Regions from separate parts of the Homo sapiens genome. Here regions 2, 3 and 4 are each linked to region 1. The links are chromatin contacts, found by Hi-C or POLR2A ChIA-PET in ENCODE. All regions are on one chromosome and are shown on one strand. The core of a region is the stretch at or near the end of the contact, and the rest is flanking DNA. Distances in the headings are between cores, read along the strand shown.

The links. A loop is a pair of places that touch in the nucleus more often than their neighbours do. ChIA-PET counts read pairs that join two places held with the same protein, here RNA polymerase II (POLR2A). Pooled maps may share reads with other maps.
Region 2: a map of CD4-positive, alpha-beta T cell shows a loop between it and region 1 (5-fold over the local background). The contact joins the promoter of PATZ1 here to the promoter of EWSR1 in region 1. A Hi-C loop is called at or near these places in 1 of 168 maps with a recorded cell type or tissue (CD4-positive, alpha-beta T cell) and 7 of 50 pooled maps. POLR2A ChIA-PET finds 5 or more read pairs at or near these places in 2 of 52 experiments (CD4-positive, alpha-beta T cell and CD8-positive, alpha-beta memory T cell).
Region 3: a map of CD4-positive, alpha-beta memory T cell shows a loop between it and region 1 (10-fold over the local background). The contact joins the promoter of MIATNB here to the promoter of EWSR1 in region 1. A Hi-C loop is called at or near these places in 1 of 168 maps with a recorded cell type or tissue (CD4-positive, alpha-beta memory T cell), 2 of 37 single-sample maps with no recorded cell type and 11 of 50 pooled maps.
Region 4: a loop to region 1 is called in a map of CD8-positive, alpha-beta T cell, with 10 times the contacts of the local background. The contact joins the promoter of HPS4 here to the promoter of EWSR1 in region 1. A Hi-C loop is called at or near these places in 1 of 168 maps with a recorded cell type or tissue (CD8-positive, alpha-beta T cell) and 6 of 50 pooled maps. POLR2A ChIA-PET finds 5 or more read pairs at or near these places in 1 of 52 experiments (H1).

The regions. Positions count from the first base shown.
Region 1 is chr22:29,265,612-29,270,367 of GRCh38, forward strand. EWSR1 (EWS RNA binding protein 1) reads left to right here and starts at 2,657. Exons shown (of 17, transcript NM_005243.4): 1 at 2,657-2,738. The coding sequence starts at 2,726. It overlaps RHBDD3 (rhomboid domain containing 3), which reads right to left and starts at 2,370. Exons shown (of 7, transcript NM_012265.3): 1 at 2,137-2,370; 2 at 1,815-1,966; 3 at 1-57. The coding sequence starts at 15. RefSeq lists enhancers at 2,249-3,120, 2,513-2,572, 2,683-2,742, 4,205-4,254 and a silencer at 2,913-3,002.
Region 2 is chr22:31,343,998-31,348,402 of GRCh38, forward strand. It overlaps PATZ1 (POZ/BTB and AT hook containing zinc finger 1), which reads right to left and starts at 2,349. Exons shown (of 5, transcript NM_014323.3): 1 at 335-2,349. The coding sequence starts at 1,605. It overlaps LINC01521 (long intergenic non-protein coding RNA 1521), which reads left to right and starts at 2,762. Exons shown (of 1, transcript NR_120386.1): 1 at 2,762-4,405. RefSeq lists an enhancer at 1-284 and silencers at 1,105-1,174, 1,725-2,144, 2,515-2,584, 2,635-2,854.
Region 3 is chr22:26,670,245-26,674,092 of GRCh38, forward strand. MIATNB (MIAT neighbor) reads left to right here and starts at 2,599. Exons shown (of 6, transcript NR_110543.1): 1 at 2,599-2,743. It overlaps MIAT (myocardial infarction associated transcript), which reads left to right. Exons shown (of 5, transcript NR_033320.3): 5 at 1-3,848.
Region 4 is chr22:26,482,177-26,486,544 of GRCh38, forward strand. It overlaps HPS4 (HPS4 biogenesis of lysosomal organelles complex 3 subunit 2), which reads right to left and starts at 1,607. Exons shown (of 14, transcript NM_022081.6): 1 at 1,498-1,607; 2 at 1-64. SRRD (SRR1 domain containing) reads left to right here and starts at 1,701. Exons shown (of 7, transcript NM_001013694.3): 1 at 1,701-1,923; 2 at 3,847-3,887. The coding sequence starts at 1,715. RefSeq lists an enhancer at 1,655-1,774 and a silencer at 1,795-1,884.

The sequences.
Region 1 (4,756 bases), core at 1,407-3,906:
GCCCCTGGCATGCATCGCTTGGTTGAGGACGGTCAAGGGTGGTCCTGGGGCTGTGTGCTGGGGATAAAAGAAAACAATAACAAGTTATTACTGGAGCTTTTATCTCACCAATACCCTCTCAAGCACCTTATCAACAGCCCTATTTTACAGAGGTGGAAACAGGCTGGAGACGCAGGCCCAGCAGCTTGGCCTTAGTGGAGCTCAGACCCTAACCCATGCGCTCATAAGCCATCTTACCATTCCACTCACCTCTGTTTAAGGACTGGCAGGGGACAGGCATAGAGACTTCTGAGTCCTGATAGGCCCTGAACTCCCAAAAAGAGGGGTTCAGGCCCTCACCCCCCAGGGCGAATTCAGGGCCATCTCTAGCCCTCTTCTGTCCTCCCCCTTCCCTCAGACTACTACCTCCCTCCTTCCTCCCCTCCCCTGTTCCCAGCCTTAATGCTCCAGATGGTTTCAGTTGCCCTTGACCCTGGGGTGGGGCCAGACAATGGGCAAGCCGACAGGGTAAGGGGTAGGGCAGATGGGCAGAAGTCCCACATCTTGAGCCATACTCAGAGACCTGCGACTGAGACATCCCCTTTGAGGGTGAACCCATCCACTGTAAGCCTCCTCCTGCTTCCTTACTGGCACAGCCCCTCTGGCCCTGGCTCCCCTTTCCACAGGAAGGGTACAGTATGCGCTCCACCTCTTTCTGCTCTGTGTCCTGAGGCAAGTTTCCAACCTCATCTTTTTACAGATGAGCCTCATTTTACAGATGAGCCTCTCCTTTCTCATCTGTAAAATGGAAATTCATAAATTCTTTTCCTCAGAGTATGATGAAATAAAAAGGAATAGGCTAAGGCAGGCCCTGGCCCACAACTCTTCCTCCATAAACCATAGCAATCCGCACTAATCATGGCAGGCGTCTGTAGCCACCAACTGGCCCATCGAGAAGGCCTCAATATGGAGGTGGCTGCTCCAGCCTAGCTGGTCCCAGCTTTGGCCCTCAAACATGGCCTTTCCCTGCCCACCAAAGCAAGGCCTTCTCCCCCGTGCTGTTCTCTTGCATCCAGCCTGTCCTCCAGGGCCTGTAGGTCTTCACCCCTGGTCAGGCCTCTCGGTCCCAGGACTCCCACTGAGCTGATTCAGGGCAGGAAGCAGGATCCCAGAGAGACAAGAAGGCTGCCTAATTTGCTCCCCTGCCAAGCGCCTTCTCCACATCTACCAGTTTCCTGCAGGAAAAATGTGGAAAGCTCCTCTGCCTGCATTGTCCTTCCCTCCATTTTGCCAGCAGGCAAACTCCTATTTCACCCTTGGAAGCCCAGCTCAAATATCCCTTCCCCTCCTCTGGCCCCCTAACATCATGGATCTTATCCTTAGGAGCACAGCTTGGCCAGTCTGTCTCCCTAGGCAGGTGGTCTGAGCTCATGGCTCCTCTGATCCAACCCCACATTCCCCAGGGTATTCACAGCACACAGCCAGTGCTTTATATATGTTCACTGAAAAAAGGACACTAGCTTGGCTCCTGGTCCTGCCGAGGGATTTGAAGGTGAACCCTGCCCTTCGCGGACCCGGGCATCCACCTAGGGGGCTGGGGCTAGAGGTCCAGGAAGGTGGGCAGGGTCAGCCTTGCCTGGAGGCAGGGTTTGGGGCCAAGGCACCCACCGTAAACCTCCTCCTGCATCGACACCTCACAACCATTCCCCAGCTCTGGGCACCTTAGCAAGGGTGAAGGGCTTACCCGTGGACACTCGGAACTGGGACTTGAGCCCCCTGGACCTCACTTTCTTCAATCTATGAAACGGGGCAGTGCACCACCAGGCCCTGCCTACCTTACTGGGAAGCCGGGAGGGCAGAATGGAAAGACAAGGACGGAGATTCTTCCGGTGGCGGATAGAGTAGGGGGTCCCAGGATCTGTCTGGTTCGAACTCAGCTGGTGACTTTGCAGAGATACTCAATTTCCTTGGGCCTCAGTTTCCCCTTCTGTAGAAACAAGGATATCGGATGAGGGATGATTAAAGGGCCTGCTCCACCTCGACCGTTACCGGGGATAGGGTCTCGGGGCCAGGCACGGCGTTCGAGGCCTCCCACCCAGCCGACCGGCCTTGGGGACCCTTCCCCGCTGGCCCGGGCCACGCGTCCCGGGTACTCACTGCAGAGCGCGCCCGGCAACCCCGAAAGGCCGGTCGGGGACCCCGGCTGGGAGTCAGGACTCTAGCTCCCGGGCGCGACCCGAGAACCCTGAATCCATTCCGCGCACACCCGGCCGCGTGACCCCTGCCGACCGGCTGGCGCGCCACCCATTCCCCGCGGCCCGCGGATTAGTCAGCAGTTGTTCTAGTCCGGGTCCCTTCCCCCAGCCCTCCCGCCGATCTCCGTCTCCCTGCAGGGCCGACTCTTCAGCGACCGTCCCTAGAGCCAGCGGACGGAACCATTCCAAACAGCCTAGTCTCGTGCTGAGAGCCTCTCCGGTTTCACGCTGAGACCCGCTCACCCCCGCTCTGGCCCCTTAGATGCTATTTTGGCCCGAGTGTCACGTCGGGCGCTCTTTAGAGAGGACTGGGACAAGAGTTGCGGACGCGAAGAACGAGTAAGCGGTGGTTCATCCCTCCTGACCCCACCCCCGTGGCCTGGCCCGATGGTCGCGCCCGGGGTTGCGAGATTTGCGCCTGCGCAGTGCGGCGCCTAGAGGGAAAGCGAGAGGGAGACGGACGTTGAGAGAACGAGGAGGAAGGAGAGAAAATGGCGTCCACGGGTGAGTATGGTGGAACTGCGGTCGCGCCGGCGGTAGCCGGAACGCCCAAACTGGGGGTCGTTCGTCTCTGGGCTTGGCTGGGAAGACTGAGTGGAGTTGCCGAGAGGGGGTTGAGGCACCCGCCGCGGCCCGACGAGCTCGGGGATCCGCATTCCTCTCCCCTCCCCCAACCGGGCGGGCCGGTTCTGGAATCTTCCGGCGCCCGTGGCGCGCGGGGGGCTTGCTGCGGCGGGGGCGCGCGGGGCCCGCCTTGGCCTCCATTGTGTGGCGGTCCTCGCGCCCTGAGCTCCGGGCCTCCCGCCACGTGGGCGGGGCCTGCGGCCTTCGAGGCCCTGCGTGAAGGGGAGGATTTGGCCAGGCCTCAAGCCGGTCACTATGAAACCGCCGGGGGGCCCGCAGGCTGCTGTCCCTGTGAGGCCTCCCTCCCCGTTTTCAGGGTTTCCTGAGAAACCAGGGGAAAAAGCAAATAAAGATACCGTGGATTTGTGGGCCGAGGGGTGCCGGCCTATGAGCGGGAGCCCCGTCATCCTTAAGACCCAGTCGGCTGGGGCGTCTGGCGCTGCCGAGCTGCCCCCTCTGTGGCTTCCAGCCCCAAGCCGAACTTCTGCTCGCCTGGGCTTTAGACAGAATGTGCTTCCCTCCTCCAGGGCCCCCAGTTTGCCGCTTTCTTGGGCTTCTCCATTTTTATCGTTATTAATCCACGTCCTCCCCTCCCCCAAAACCAATTAAGTGGCTTCCCAGGGCCCTTTTTCTGCAAACGCCGAGGGACATCCGTTGTATAATAAGGCCAGCCTGGGTCGAGAGACGAGAAACGCTACCAGAAAGATATTTCTGGTCTCTCTGACCTAGGAGGAACAAAAGGCCGAGCCTTCATTTGAATTATGTTTCAGCAGTGGCCTCGCACGTTTATTCGCCTGCGTTAGGCCGGCAGGCCTGTTGATTTCGTAGGTCGACAGAGGAGAGGGGAAAAAAGGCCAGTAGAAGCAATCTTAAAGGCACTTGCAAGCAAGCCCCGGTTGGGAACTCCAAAATGGGAGTAGAGTGGTCCTTGATGGAAGGAGCGTTTAAGAGTGTCGCCTAGCCATCACCTGCAGTTCGCAATCTGTGGGTACACTAACCCGCGAAAATTGGCAGGGTGGAGCATTTTTGCCCCGGGGGTATTCTCAGGCCACCTGGTTCCAGGCCTTAGAGACAGTGGGAGAAGATGAGAAGGAAGACAGGAAAAGTTCTGGGCACTCCAGAGTTTTTGGAGTCCAGAATCCAGCAACTTAAGGACAGTTTAAGAATTCTCCCCATCTGTGGTCAATAAACAGGTAAGTGTTGGCTGTTCGTGCCGGGATACCAAAGAGTGGATACCAAAGAGTGCCGGTAGAAGAGAGGACTGAAATACCACAGCTAACCTCCCGGTGGGAAGTGGTTTCCTAGGTGCCCTATCCACCCTCTTCTGCTCTGCAAAAGCCTGAAAAGGCAAAACGTGTGCGTTGACATTTTTGCGTGGCTGGACGTGCCTTTTTTCAGTCAACTTTGTTCAAACCTTGTTCACCAGTAACTACCATGTGCTGTACTGTATTAGAATTACAGTTGTGGTTTCTGTTGACACAAAGTAAACACATTAGGCCTGGCTGGGGGGGCCTTCAGAGAGTCACATAAGTAATCTGGTCCTTAGTTTCCTTTCCTGTAAAATACAGAAGTTAGGCTAGACCTCTTAAGCTTTTGAGCCCTTCTGACCTTCCAGCATAAGCATTCCACAAATTTGTCCTATGCTGACTTCAGCTCAGGTACTGTGAAGCTCAACTCAGGTAGTGTGAAGCAGCTTCCATAGTGACTGCTCTAAAGTGTTAAACCGTTGCCTTGGGTTAATAATAGAAGTTTTCTCTCCTCGTATGTTATCTCATGTAGAAAAGTACGTAAAGCATATATATCCAGTGCAACAAAGAATTGGAATGCAGACTCGCAGCAATCTAGAACCCCCAGCGCTCAATCACAGTGAAGTGATTTTTAGTGAAGTCAGTGGCTCA
Region 2 (4,405 bases), core at 1,099-3,598, 2.1 Mb after region 1:
CCCCAGAGGGGGCCCCACGCCTGGTGCCGGAAACACAAAGGGAGCCCTGGGGGAAGAATGGTGAGGTCCGGTGGCTCTGGCCTGAGGAATCCGGCCCCAGGAGGAGAGACAGTAGGGCACACTTAGCGTCAAAAAAACTTCCCTGAGGGAATGGAAAGCAGGTCTCAGGCATACCATCTCAAAATAAGGGCCCTTAAAAACACTCTACCCAAACCTGGCATGGTTCTATAAGGTCAAATGACCCCCACAAATCCCACACCCCCAGATCTTGGCAGGAGCCTTTTCAGGACTAAGATAACGTGTGGCAGGGGAGGAAGAGGGGGCCTTTCCTCACCTGGAGAAGCCTTTCCCACAGCTCTGGCAGATGTAAGGCTTGCCCACGGACCCATCATGGGACCGCACATGGTAGGACATGCGGTCTTTTCTCTTGAACCGCAACCCACACACAGGGCAGGAGTAGGGCTTCTCCCCAGAGTGGGACAGCTTGTGCCGGTTAAGATGATACACATCACGGAAGATCTTGCCGCAGATCTCACAAGCCACCTGCTTCCTGGTCCGGCTCCTCTTTCGGGGGCCGTCGGGGTCTTCAGAGATGGGTAGCCCATTCTCACCCAGCCTCGGAGGAGGAAGGTCGATGTAGCCCAGCTGGAGGCTGGTGACACCGTGCTGGGCCTCGTGCTGCCGGAGCCGGTTGGCATCAGTGAACACCTTACCACATAGACCGCATGGAAGGATGCCTGCCTCCCTCAGGCCCCCTGGGGACCCAAACATTGAGTCCAGCAGGTTGGCCTTCCTTGGGCGGCCCCGGCCTCGCTTGCCAGTCAGGGGAGGGGCACTGGATGCCACACTGGGGAATGGGGAAGTCAGCAGTTGGGGGGATAGGGGTCCAGCCACCATGGGCAAGCGGTCCACCCCAGGTAACACAGGCAAAGAGGCTTGGCCTGCAATGGCTGCACCAGCCGCCCGAGCTGCCTCCTCCTCTGGCTGCATGCTGCCGGCGATGCCATTGCTGTTGGCTGCCAAGGCTGCCCCGTTGGTCATGTCCAAAGGGAAGCCCAAGTCCGAGGTCCCAGGGGGGCGAAAGAGCATTATATCGGCGCGGGCAGGGGGTACCAGGATCTGTACGTTGGACTGTTTGATGACTTCCTGGCAGATCTCGATAACCGACCTCATCAGCAGGAACTTGGCGGCCGTCATGAGTTCGGGAAAGCTCTCCAAGCGCACCACGATGCGGGAAGTGTAGGCGAAGTCCAGAATGTCCCCAAATACCTTGGAGCTGATAGTGTGCATCTCCAGCTCCCGGCTGCCCCCGGCCCCGCCGCCTGGTGCTGCCGTCGCGCCCCCTACATCAGCCGGACCCCCGTCCGCAGCTCCGCCGTCGCCCAACTGGGCGCTGAACACCGACTCAAAGTACTCGCTGCAGGCGGCCAGCACGGCGCGGTGCGCTGGGAAGCTCTCGTCGCCTACCCGCAAGAGCACGTCGCAGAAGCGCCCGCCGTTTTTGCGCTGCTGGTTCAGGTTGTGCAGCATCTCCGTGCTGTGTCTGCTCACCTGGTATGTGTAGCAGCCAGACGGGCCGCACGAAGCGTCGTTCACCCGCTCCATGGCCGCCGCCCCCTCCCACTAGCCCGGCCGCTGCACCTGCCCGCCCCCTCCCTTCCCCTCAGCAGCGAGAAGCGGGGCGCAGCAGACGTGTCCACACTCCCCACACGTGCCGGCCCGAGGCTCTGTAGTCTCGCAGGTGCGCCGAGTGTACACGCCCCCAGCCCGGATCAGACTGTCTAGACTGCGGGGTGCACCACCCCCCACATAGCCAACCCCCGCCCTCGCTGGACTGCGCGCCACTCTCTCCTCTCCGCCCGCCCGCCTCCCCTTCCCGGTCTACCTTCCGGGGGGGTGCGCGAGCGAAGAGGTGCGCCCCTCCTGCAAACGCGCCTGCCACCTCCCCTCCCGCCCGCCAGGCGGCGCCGGCGCGCAGCCAAGAAGGGCACGCGCACGCGGGGAGGAGAAGGAGGGGTCCGCCGCGCAGGCGCGCGCGCGCGCCGCGGCTTTTCCCGGGCCCGCTGGGGGCGCGCGCTGCGTCCCCTGCAAAGCGCGAGCCGGGGCGGGGGCGCCGGAGCGGAGGAAACAAAAGGCGAAGGCGAAGGCGGCGGCGGCGGGGCGCGCACGGGGGCGGTGGCGCGGGCCGGGTCCCGGAGCCTGGAGGGCGGTGGCGGCGGCGGCGGCGGCTGGAGCGGGCGGGCGGCGGCGGCGGCAGAGTAGGCCCTTCCTCAGGCCGGGAGAAGGCGGCGGCGGAGCGGCGGCTGTGCGGCCCCGGGCTCCGTGTGTTCGGAGCGGAGGAAAGATGGCAGCGGCTGCACTTCCTCTTGCACTTTCACCCCTGGGGGGAGGAGAAGGAGGGGGCGATACCAACAACACCCCCCCTCTCGCTTGCAGAAAAAAAAGAAACGGCGAGCTCAGAGTGGGGGCCCCGGCGTCCCCGGCCTTGCACGTGCGCGCCCGGATGCCTAGCCCGGGCCGCCTGGCGCTGCAAACTTTACACTTTCTTTGTGCCGAGCGCCCCCCCCTCACCAAGACGAGGATGCACGTCCCCCCTTCCCTATTTATACACCCCCCCCCCGCAGTCCGCTCCCCCCGCTTCCTGCCCCCCCTCCCCATTCCCCAGATCCGCCAATGCTAGAGCAGCCTGAGCCCCCGTCCGGCCCCCGCCTCCCCACCCCGCCCGCGGGGCCGGGGGCTGCAGTCTCAGCCCCCCCGGACCAATGCAAACGAAGCGCCGAGCCAGCAAACCAGCTCCCACTGCCCCTCCCCTGCCCGCTGAGAGTGGCGGCTAGCAGGGTGGGGGGGCAGGAACTGAGGGGTGCGGATCCGGGCCCCCCAGCCTGCGAAGCGCACTCGCAGGTCGAGCGGGCGTCGTCCACCCTTCGGAGCCCCGCTTTCATGCGTGAAATTCCCAGAAGTCGCCTGCGACCGCCTCCCTGCTTCAAACACCAGAGAGGGCCCGGGGTCCTGGCCGGAGACAGGCCGAACCTCCGGAGCTGCTTCTGCACCCGGTACATTGATCGATCTGATGGGCTGCGCGCCCGGAAGAGCTGGAGAGATGAAGCCAGCGTCCAGCTTCTCCCCCAAACCACAGCACGCCGAGCTTTGTCCCCGGGGAGCGTGAAGTCACCAGCTCCGGGAGGCGACAATATGAGGGCGATGGACGGGGCAGGGACCCCCGGAAGCCCCAGCAATCCTCAGGGAAGTGGGGGTGCCGGAGGAGTCGGGGACACCCTCAGGCCTCTCCAAGCCCGGAGCATCCCCAGCGCCCGCAGCCCTGTGAGACGCCGGGTGCTCTGGTAATGGGCCCTGCCGCCAGGCCTCGGCGCTTTGTCCCCGGCCCGCCCGGGGATGCTACCACGCTAGAGTTGTACACCAAGGTTTGTCTTCCCAGGAAGCGCTGGCGGCTGCCTTTGGGCCGCCTGGCGCGGAGCCCCAGGCTGCAGGCGCCGCGTGTGCGGGCGGGAAGTTCCCACAGTTGCAAAGAGGCAGCGAAGTATGTGTTCCAAACTTTCCACGGTTCCAAACTGAGCGCTTCCATTAAGAGAAGCGGTGTGCGGGGGAAAAGCATTCTGGGTATTAGCATGCAAATGAACGGGCCCGGCTTCCAACTCCGCTCGGGATTCCCACCGCTGCGCGCCGAGCTCGCGCCCAGCCACGCGCGCCCTGAGGCTTCCGGGCGTTGCCCTGGCGGATGATCCGAGTTCAAAATCGAGACCTCTGCCTTCTGGTTTCGTGTCCTGGTGCTTAGTCACTTGGCCTCCCTGAGATTCAGTTAAACTGTTTCTTAACCTGTGCACAGGGACAGCAGCACCTGTCCTGCACACCTCCGCTCTAGGGCATAGTACATGCCAAACTCCTGTTGGAGAGAATGAATTAGAGGCATGAAGAAAGTTCCCTGGACACGAAGCCAGGAGATCTGTGTTCTAAGCCCAGACTCACTGTCACCTTAGGCTAGTGCCTCCCTCTCTGAGCCACAGCTTTCTTGGGCGGATTTTGGGAACTGGCACGTTTTATTTTTGAGAGAGCTGCTGGGAACATCCACAGAGAAAGAGAAAGGGGCCGGGCGCGGTGGCTCACGCCTGTTATCCCAGCACTTTGGGAGGCTGAGGCGGGCGGATCACCTGAGGTCGGGAGTTCGAGACCAGTCTGACCAACACGGAGAAACCCCATCTCTACTAAAAATACAAAACTAGGCCGGGCGCAGTGGCTCATGCCTGTAATCCCAGCACTTTGGGAGGTCGAGGCAGGCGGATCACCTGAGGTCGGGAGTTCTAGACCAGCCTGACCAACATGGAGAAACCCCGTCTCTACTAAAAATACAAAATTAGCCGGGCGTGGTGGCACATGCCTGTAATCTCAG
Region 3 (3,848 bases), core at 1,349-3,848, 2.6 Mb before region 1:
TCAGCACTGAGCACCTACTTTGGGCCCTTTCCCGTGCTAGCCATTTGGGGGAAATATAGGTGAAGAGTGGCTGGGGTTTGAACCTTTAGGATTTCACAGCCATGCTGGATGGGATAAAACCAGCTCACATGGAGAATCAGAGAATGGGACAGTGCCACAAAACAGTCTACTGAGGCACAAGTTCTGAGTGCCTGGGAAGTGGTAGAGAGACCCCAGAGAGGGCTGCTGCAGTCTGGAACAGCTTCCTAGCAAGCTGTACCAAACAGGGCCTTGAAGGATGAGAAAGATCTGGCTGAGATGATACCCGACCCTCTAGGGAAATTCTTAAAGTAACTTCTAGGAAATGTCATTGCTCCTTAAAAAAAAAAAAAAAAAAAAAAAAGCAGGTTCTAATTCAAATTCCGCTGCACTACTGAAGTAGTGCAGGACTTATCAGAACCTTTAAAATGCTAATGGCAATTTCAAATACTCAGGGACAGGGCATAGGATGAAGTGTTCCTTGACTTTTATGGCCGTAGAATCTTTTTCTCATGGAACATCGTTTAGAACTGTGGGAGATGCTAGGCTGGGGTTTCTATGGGAAAAGTACAGCAGTGATAGAAGATGGCATAATTAGGGTACACTTAGGTGCTTTGTAGCATTGGCTGAAAAGGAAGCAGACCGGGTGGGCGTGGGGGAGTCTCAACTTGGTTCCAGGAGCCAGGCCAGCTTGATGCGTTTTTTTTTTTTCTAATGGTGGGAGGGCAGGCCAATAGTTGGAGAAACTAGAGGCCTGACAGTCGGTGATGGAAGAGATGTCTACTAAGCACGGTTGTCAGATCTTTTGCGGAGAGATGCGGGTGTGCGTGTGTCTGTCAGAGTGTAACAGGATCCAGCCCTCTGGGAAGGGGCTGACCAGAACCAGGCAGGGGGTTTCTGTCTAGGACAAGTAGGGTCCATTTTCAGGGGAGCTGAAATATTTGCAGGGGGTGCTCTGAGACCCACAGCCAATAAATAGGGAAGCAACATGCTTTTGGGCAGGGTCCATGTGGTTAGGGTTGATTTTGATGGGGCTGGGGGGCTTAGAGTTAGACCCCCTGCCCTGGTCAGGCCCCACTCCCTGGCTGGTGGGGGCGGGAGGCCTCTGAAGCTGCAGCTGGAGGGGCCGGGGCAGTGTTGCATGGTGTGATTAACCTACTAACCCAGGGCTCAGCCGGGACGCTGTGGCGTGTGACGAGGTGCCTGGCCTTCTGCCAACCAACTAACCCACTAACCAGGCCCGAGCATGCCCTACTAACCACCCCCCCGCAGCCAGATCCTACTAACTGTGCAGCTCATGGGCCTTTCAAGGGGCTGGGATATGGGGGCAGCCAAGGCTCCAGAAGGCTCTGCCTATGGGCTGGGATCTTTGTGCAGACCCACGTTCCAGGACAGAGAATGCAAATAAGACTCACCAACTCTGCCACTTCCTGTTGAGTGAGTTTGAGTAAGTCACCTCACTTCTCTCAACCTCAGTTTCCTCAGTGGTAGAATGCGAGTTCTGATACCTTACAGGTTGCAGTGAGGATTCCCGTCAATATAAGGGTCTCAGCACATGGCAGACACCTAAAAAAAAAAAAAGTATGAGGATGGAGGAAGGCCCCTCAAACCTGGTTGAACACGTCTGCTGCCTAGGCCCTGGCCTCTCTGGGTGTTCTGCACACAGATCCTTCTGCCTGGGGCAAGACACTTGGCTTTGAATCCATGTCACTTCCCCACATTCTTCCTCCGTCTCAGCTTTCTTTTCTGTAGGCAGCTCTTTTGTTCGATTACTAACCCGTCTAACCCCTGGGGTGCCTCAACTGCACCCCGATCATCCCTTAACAAACTAACGGACCTGCGTGCGTTCTTCCTTTTCTCTTAGCGACTCCTGTGTGTGTCTGCTGAGGTGCCCTGTCCGCTGGTGCTGTGCTCTGACTTACTAACCCAGCCCCTACTAACCCTGTTTTCTCTTCTTACTAACCCCAGCCCTGCCGAGCTCTGGGCTCCCCCCGGGGGCTGGTCCCCCTCCTTTTGGCAAGCAGATGACCTGGGGCTACTGGCCCTGTAGACAGATGTCCCACTTTGCTGCCCCATATTGGCTGTAAGATCAGAGTCCACTGGGCCAGGTCTAAGGCAGGGGATGGCCCTATTAACAAGACTCAGAGGAGGAAGAGGTGGTCCTGTGGATGTGGGAGGCTGGACTCTGAGTATGACATCTCTCCTATGTGCAGAAGTCTGGTTGCCACTGGGAGTAGGTGGGACCAGGGAAATCTCTGGGACGTGAGTGTGGAGGCCTGTTGGTCTAGACTCTAGACTGTGGAGCTCTGAGCTTTTGTGTCCTCTGGAAGGAAGCTGGGGAAGAATCCTCTCCATTGTTAAGTGACGGGGATAGAAGCTGTCCTGCACAGGAAGTCACGAGGGGGGCGTATCCCACGAGGAAGGCAGGAGGGGGCGTGCCCCTCACCGGAAATTAGCAGAGGGGCGTGTCCCACACCGGAAGTCAGAAAGCGGAGCCTTTCTTACACCGGAAGTCAATGAAGCGGGTCTTTCCTACGCTAAAAACCACTGAGTGGAGTATTTAGTACACAGGAAGTCGGCCAGAGAAACATTTCTCATATTTGAAGGCCGGAAAGAGGGACATTTCTGACACCGGAAGTCAGTGAGAGGACTCTTTCCCACACAGGAAGTCAGCTAGAGAGCCGTCTCCCCTCTCTGGAGCCGAGAGAGGCCGGTTTCCCCCACCGTAAGTAGACGTGGGGCCGTGACCGGAAGTCCTTGGGAAAGATCCGTCCCATTCCCGGAAGCTAGAGGGCGTTAGTTGTCGGGTTGAAAAGGGGTGTGGGGAGGGGAAGCAGCTTTACCCCGGGCTCGGAGTTTGCAGGAGAGAGAAGTGGGGAGCAAGAAGTGAACCTCAGGGGCTCACAGGGTTCCCGCAGATGCTCAGGCCGGCCAGGAATGCATCTCTGGCTCTCTGTTCCCACGGACGTCACTGCCTCAGCCAGCCTCCCCCAGAGCCCGCCAGCCGCTAAGCCGGGGCCACACCTGGGGGTGATTTCATGCCTCACCTCCAGTAGGCACCTTGGTTTCTTTGGGCTAATCTCTGGCTCCCTTGCGCTAACTCTTGCTCTCACCCAGCTAATCCCTGCCTCACCCTGACTGCCCCAGGGGCTGACCACTAACAACCAACCTGGCCCTGTCTGGGGGTTCCAGGCTCCTGGCCTGGCCCTGACCGGTTCTTAATTAACCTTTCCTTCACCTTGACTAACTCCTGCCTTCCTGGTCTGTTCCTTTCAGCAGAAACTAATGGTTTGTGGATTTTTTTCTGACTAACAACAGGTCTAACATTCCTCGTTACTGTTAACAGCTTGGATGTCGGCATGGCTGGGAAGGGGCTAACACAGCTTTGAACTTGGCTAACACAGGTTTGAACTTGGCTAACACAGGTTTGAACTTGACTAACACAGGGAAAAGCATAGCTAACAATTTTGGGCGTGGTGGCTGCTCTGAGTCAGAACAATCAGAAGTCGGTAAAGATGGTAGTTTTCTAAAGGAGGTGCCAGGGCTCTGGTGTGGACCAGGCCTGATGGAGCAGTGGTACCCACCAAGGTGGGGTCAGAAGTATAGCCAGTCTTGCAAGGTTTTGGCCATTGGGCATATCTTCACTCCTCATAGTCTGCATTTGGTTTCAGTTCTTAAAAAAATATAGCCTTATAGCTACAGTAGTTTGCACAAGTAGATGCAGCTCTTATAAACCTTAAAATACCTGTCTGGTGTCTACAGAGCATATGCCATTTTGTATAGAGTCACCCTTCCCCAGGCCAGGGCCTAGAGTCTTCATTTTGGGGACT
Region 4 (4,368 bases), core at 357-2,856, 2.8 Mb before region 1:
ACCCATCCTGAAGACTCTTATTAAACGTTTTGAAGTTTCCAGTTCAAACATCAGTGCCTTGGCTCTGAAATAAACACAAGGAATAGATATTTCAGCAACTCGTGAGAGAGCATGTGACCCAGCAGGATTAAACGAATGGTATATTTCAAAAGAGCTTTCTGTGAGGGTGACAATCATGCTTCAAAATCAAAGAGGGAGGCTTGCAGAGACTTCAGAGTAAGGGCTTTAGTTTCTCGAACAGTTAAGGGAAACACACCACAAGCTTCACGGAAGATAAAATCAAATGACAGGGTGAAAATGCTCTAGGTGTGGACAGCTATACAAATAAACCAGTTGCTGTGGTAATAATGGAACCCAAATTAAGGAACTGTCATCTTGACAGTCCAAAAGTAACCTGAACATGCAGAATTCCAGAGCAGGGCAAATTTCTAAAAAATGAAGAGAACTTTATCAAATGGCTTTCAAACTTCCACAAGAGAAAGACAGCTCAGTGTATCACGGAATTTCAGAGTCGGAAGGAACCCTGGCATCGTTTACTCTACTCTCCTGCACTCTTTTCCAAAAATTACCTTGGCTGTCTCTGCTTTACACCCTCCAGAGATGCGTGGTTCACTATGTTACATTTCTCCTTCCAACAAACTAAAATCTGCGTTCCAGATTTTACATCTGCCTCCCACTCGCTAGTCTGGATAACGCTCTGCAGGAAAACACAAAACAAGGTCTAATTCTTCCATGTGACAACCTCTTGGTCACTTCAAAACTATTGTCTAATTCTTACTGTCACTTTCTCCAAGCTTAATGCTTTAGCAACATGGTCTCAAATGTTTGCTCACCATTCTGCAATCTGTGGGTACACAATACAGTTTGTTAAAAGTCTCTAGAGACGACCCCCATTGAATATTTGACGGCCTGTAAAATCTCTATCTCTTCTCAGCTCTAGATATTTTGGATTGGGCCTCCACAGGACCACACTCATTGTATTCTATGGAGCATATTTGGGTGCCTGTGGAGGGGGTATCTCTGTTACTGGAACCAAGGACAGCAGCCTAAAACTCCCCATCCCTTGTTCCCAGAGGACTGGGCCCTACACTACCGAGGTCCTCTCTTATCTCTGAAAGGTCCAGAAGAGACCAATAATGGCCCTGGAGTAGGAAGAGACGTCGGAACATGAGCAGAAAAGGATCTGGTAGCCTGGGAAGTAATAGTAACAACGCGGGGCTGGGGCTGGTGATACTGCTGTGGGAAGGGGCCTCAGTGGGGCAGCAGGGCTGGAAAACGGACGCTAATGGCTGGAAAAGGGCCAGGAAGCTGCTGGGCGCAGCCCCCGGGGCGCAGGCAGCGACTGGTAACAGCACTAGGGCTGTGCGGTGTCTGGCCCCAGCTCTACGGGACTGGGAAATGGTGGGCGAACGCCTAAGGATTAGGCGGGGTCGGGTCACGCTCTAAGCTGGGGGCCCGCCCCTCGGTATCCCCGCGCTCCGAGCGCCGCCCACCCACCGGAGTAGCCAGGCATCCCAGTGCTCGGGGTTCGGGACTCTGGACCAGAAATGTGGGCAGCAGCTGGGTACCTGCGACTTCTGCCCCGTACCTGCGCGCGCGGCAGAGAGGCCTTAGGTCACGCGCCGCCCCGCCTACCTCCCCCTCCAGCTCCTGGCAAGCCGGCGCGCGGCGATGACGTGCCGAGTGCGCCGCACGCCGCTGACGTCAGAGACCAATGGCTGCGGCCGCAGCTGCGGCGCTGGAATCCTGGCAGGCGGCGGCTCCGCGGAAGAGGCGCTCCGCGGCTCGACGGCCGCGGCGGAGGGAGGCGGCGCCCCGGGGGAGAGAGGCGGCGCCCCGGGGGAGAGAGGCGGCGCCCCGGGGCCCCGAGGCGGAGTTCGAGTCTGACAGCGGAGTCGTGCTTCGTCGCATCTGGGAGGCTGAGTGAGTGCAGGCTCGGCCCTGATGGAATCTTTGCGCCCATGGGCAATTCTGAGCCACAGTCTCCCCATCTGTAGAGTGGAGATATAATGCACACCCTTTAAGGAGTTATTGTGAAGAGTTAACGTAGGTAACGAGCTCATTAAAGATGTGGATTATAGTAAGCGCTCAGTTAAAGGTCGTCTTTCCTTTTATTACGGTTACAGCTGCGTGACCTTGGACAATTTATAATCTCTGTGCCTCAGTTTTCTCATCTGTGAGATGGGGATGAAAATAGTACATACGTAGGTTTGTTTTGAGGATTCAATGAATTAGTAAACGGAAACCATTTTCTGGCACGTGGTAAGCACTGTGCCAGTGTTTGCTATTAATATTATGCCGATGTTGATATTATTGGTGGTGGTGACACGAGGGAAGCAACATGAACACGTGACTGCTATCATCAGGCAGCTGCTATGTGCCTGACATTAGCTTAATCATTCTACACACTTTATGTTAAACATTGCAGGCATACTAGGACCCTGGTAGCTCACTGATTCTCAAAGAGACAAAGAAAATGTGTGGAACCAGATTTCAAACCCAGGTCTTTGTGACAAAAACCAGTGCTTCCAGCTTTCCATTATGCTTGTTGCTTATCCCAGCCCAGATTCTCACATACCTTGCTCTGTACCTTAGAAAGTACATAGAGAGTGCCTAATACAGAGGAAACACTCAATAAATGTTACTTATTATTGTTATTTAGTATTATTATCTTTATTCGCAGTTTTGTTTAGGCTCAATAAATAACAGCTTTAGTTAGCACTTAAGATCAGCATCCGAAGGGCCGTCACAAGGGGAGAAATTAGATTAATTTTGTGTGCTCCTCTCCCCTAGAATTAGGGTCAAGAGGCAGTAATGTCCCAGAGTTTACCTCTGAAGAGAAAGTTGCTGACCATTTGGCTCAGCCTGAATAAAAAGCACCTGCGATTATTTTTAAGCTCTCAGAGGATGCCAGTGAGAGTGAATGTGCCTAGGGGTTTGGAAAACTCAAGGCATTTTTCATATCCCTTGACACTGTCACGATCTCCTCAACTGCTTCAGTATTCCCCAGGAGCTCCTTGCTTCTCCCAACACCCAAGTGTGGTGCAATCACCATCGCTCTGAGTAGAGATTGAGCCAGCATTTTACACGCATATCTGTGTACGCATTTACCAGTTCATAAAGCATTCCTGTGTACATCAGAACTCTCTACCCTCTGTGAGAAACGTGCAGCAGCCTCTGGGCCGACTTTCAATTCTCTGTACTCCTTTCTGAACCCCATAATCACTGTCTCTGGCTGTGGCTTGTCAGTTTAAATCCAGTTCATTTTAATTCACTGTTGACTTTCTTTTGCTCTGGGTCTGTAAAACCAGTTGACTTGAATAAAGAAAGCCCAGACACTTGGTTTTGTCTCTTTACTTTCCCCTTAAAACTATTTATAATAACAAATACCATTTGTTGAGTACCTGCTATGTGCCAGACACTGGGCTAAGAATGTTAACCCATTTTATGCCTCTAAACTCCTCCGTGTTGGGAATGATTTTTATCCCCATTTTAGAGATGAGGAAACTAAAGCTCAGAAAGGCTAATTCTGAGCACTTAACAACCATTTATTGAGCTGCAATTCTATGCTAGGCTCTGTTGTAGACTGAGAATAGACCCAGATCTCTCTCTGGGAATCAAGGACCTCCTCCAGCATACTCTCTCCTGCAGTCTCTGAGCCCCAGCAGTATGTGCTCTGGCTCTGGACATATTCAACATATATCCCCCTCCTATCACTTGGTAAGGGTGGGCCCTGCATTGCAGGGCACCTCATTCTGTAAGCATTCAGGTCATGATCAGGAAAGTTACTGTTGGGGCAGCCCTGAGATGGGTGGGACATGACTGTGCCATTTTTTTTCTCAACAGGAAGGACCTGTTTATCTCTGATTTCTGGAGTTCAGCACTAGGTGGGTACCACTTGGCCAATGGTAGGGATTGTGGGGCAGAAAAGAGAATCAGTCCTCATTTGAGGACATTTTGCTTCACAGAGGGATAACTTGCTGGGTTCTAACGCCGCCCGCCCCTTACAGCTGTATGTCTTTTGGCACTTAATTCTGATCCTCAGTTTCTTTATCTGTGAAATGGAGATAATGTGTATATCCTATAGTTTTGAGAATTGAAGCTGTTTAGTTAAATGCTTGCCTGCTGTATACAAGGCAATAAATGTTGTCATTATTATTGCTGAAATTTATATTTATCCTGTTCCTTTTCCATGATATTACAATGTAGCCTTTTCCTCGTGCAGTGATAATCTCTTCCTAAACATAGTGTGTGGGTGGCGACATAATATTTATGCATGGAGTGGACATACCATAGGTATCATTTTTATTGTGGGACATTTAGTTTTCTTCTGTTGTTTTTCAGTTATTATTTTAGGACAGTGTCTTA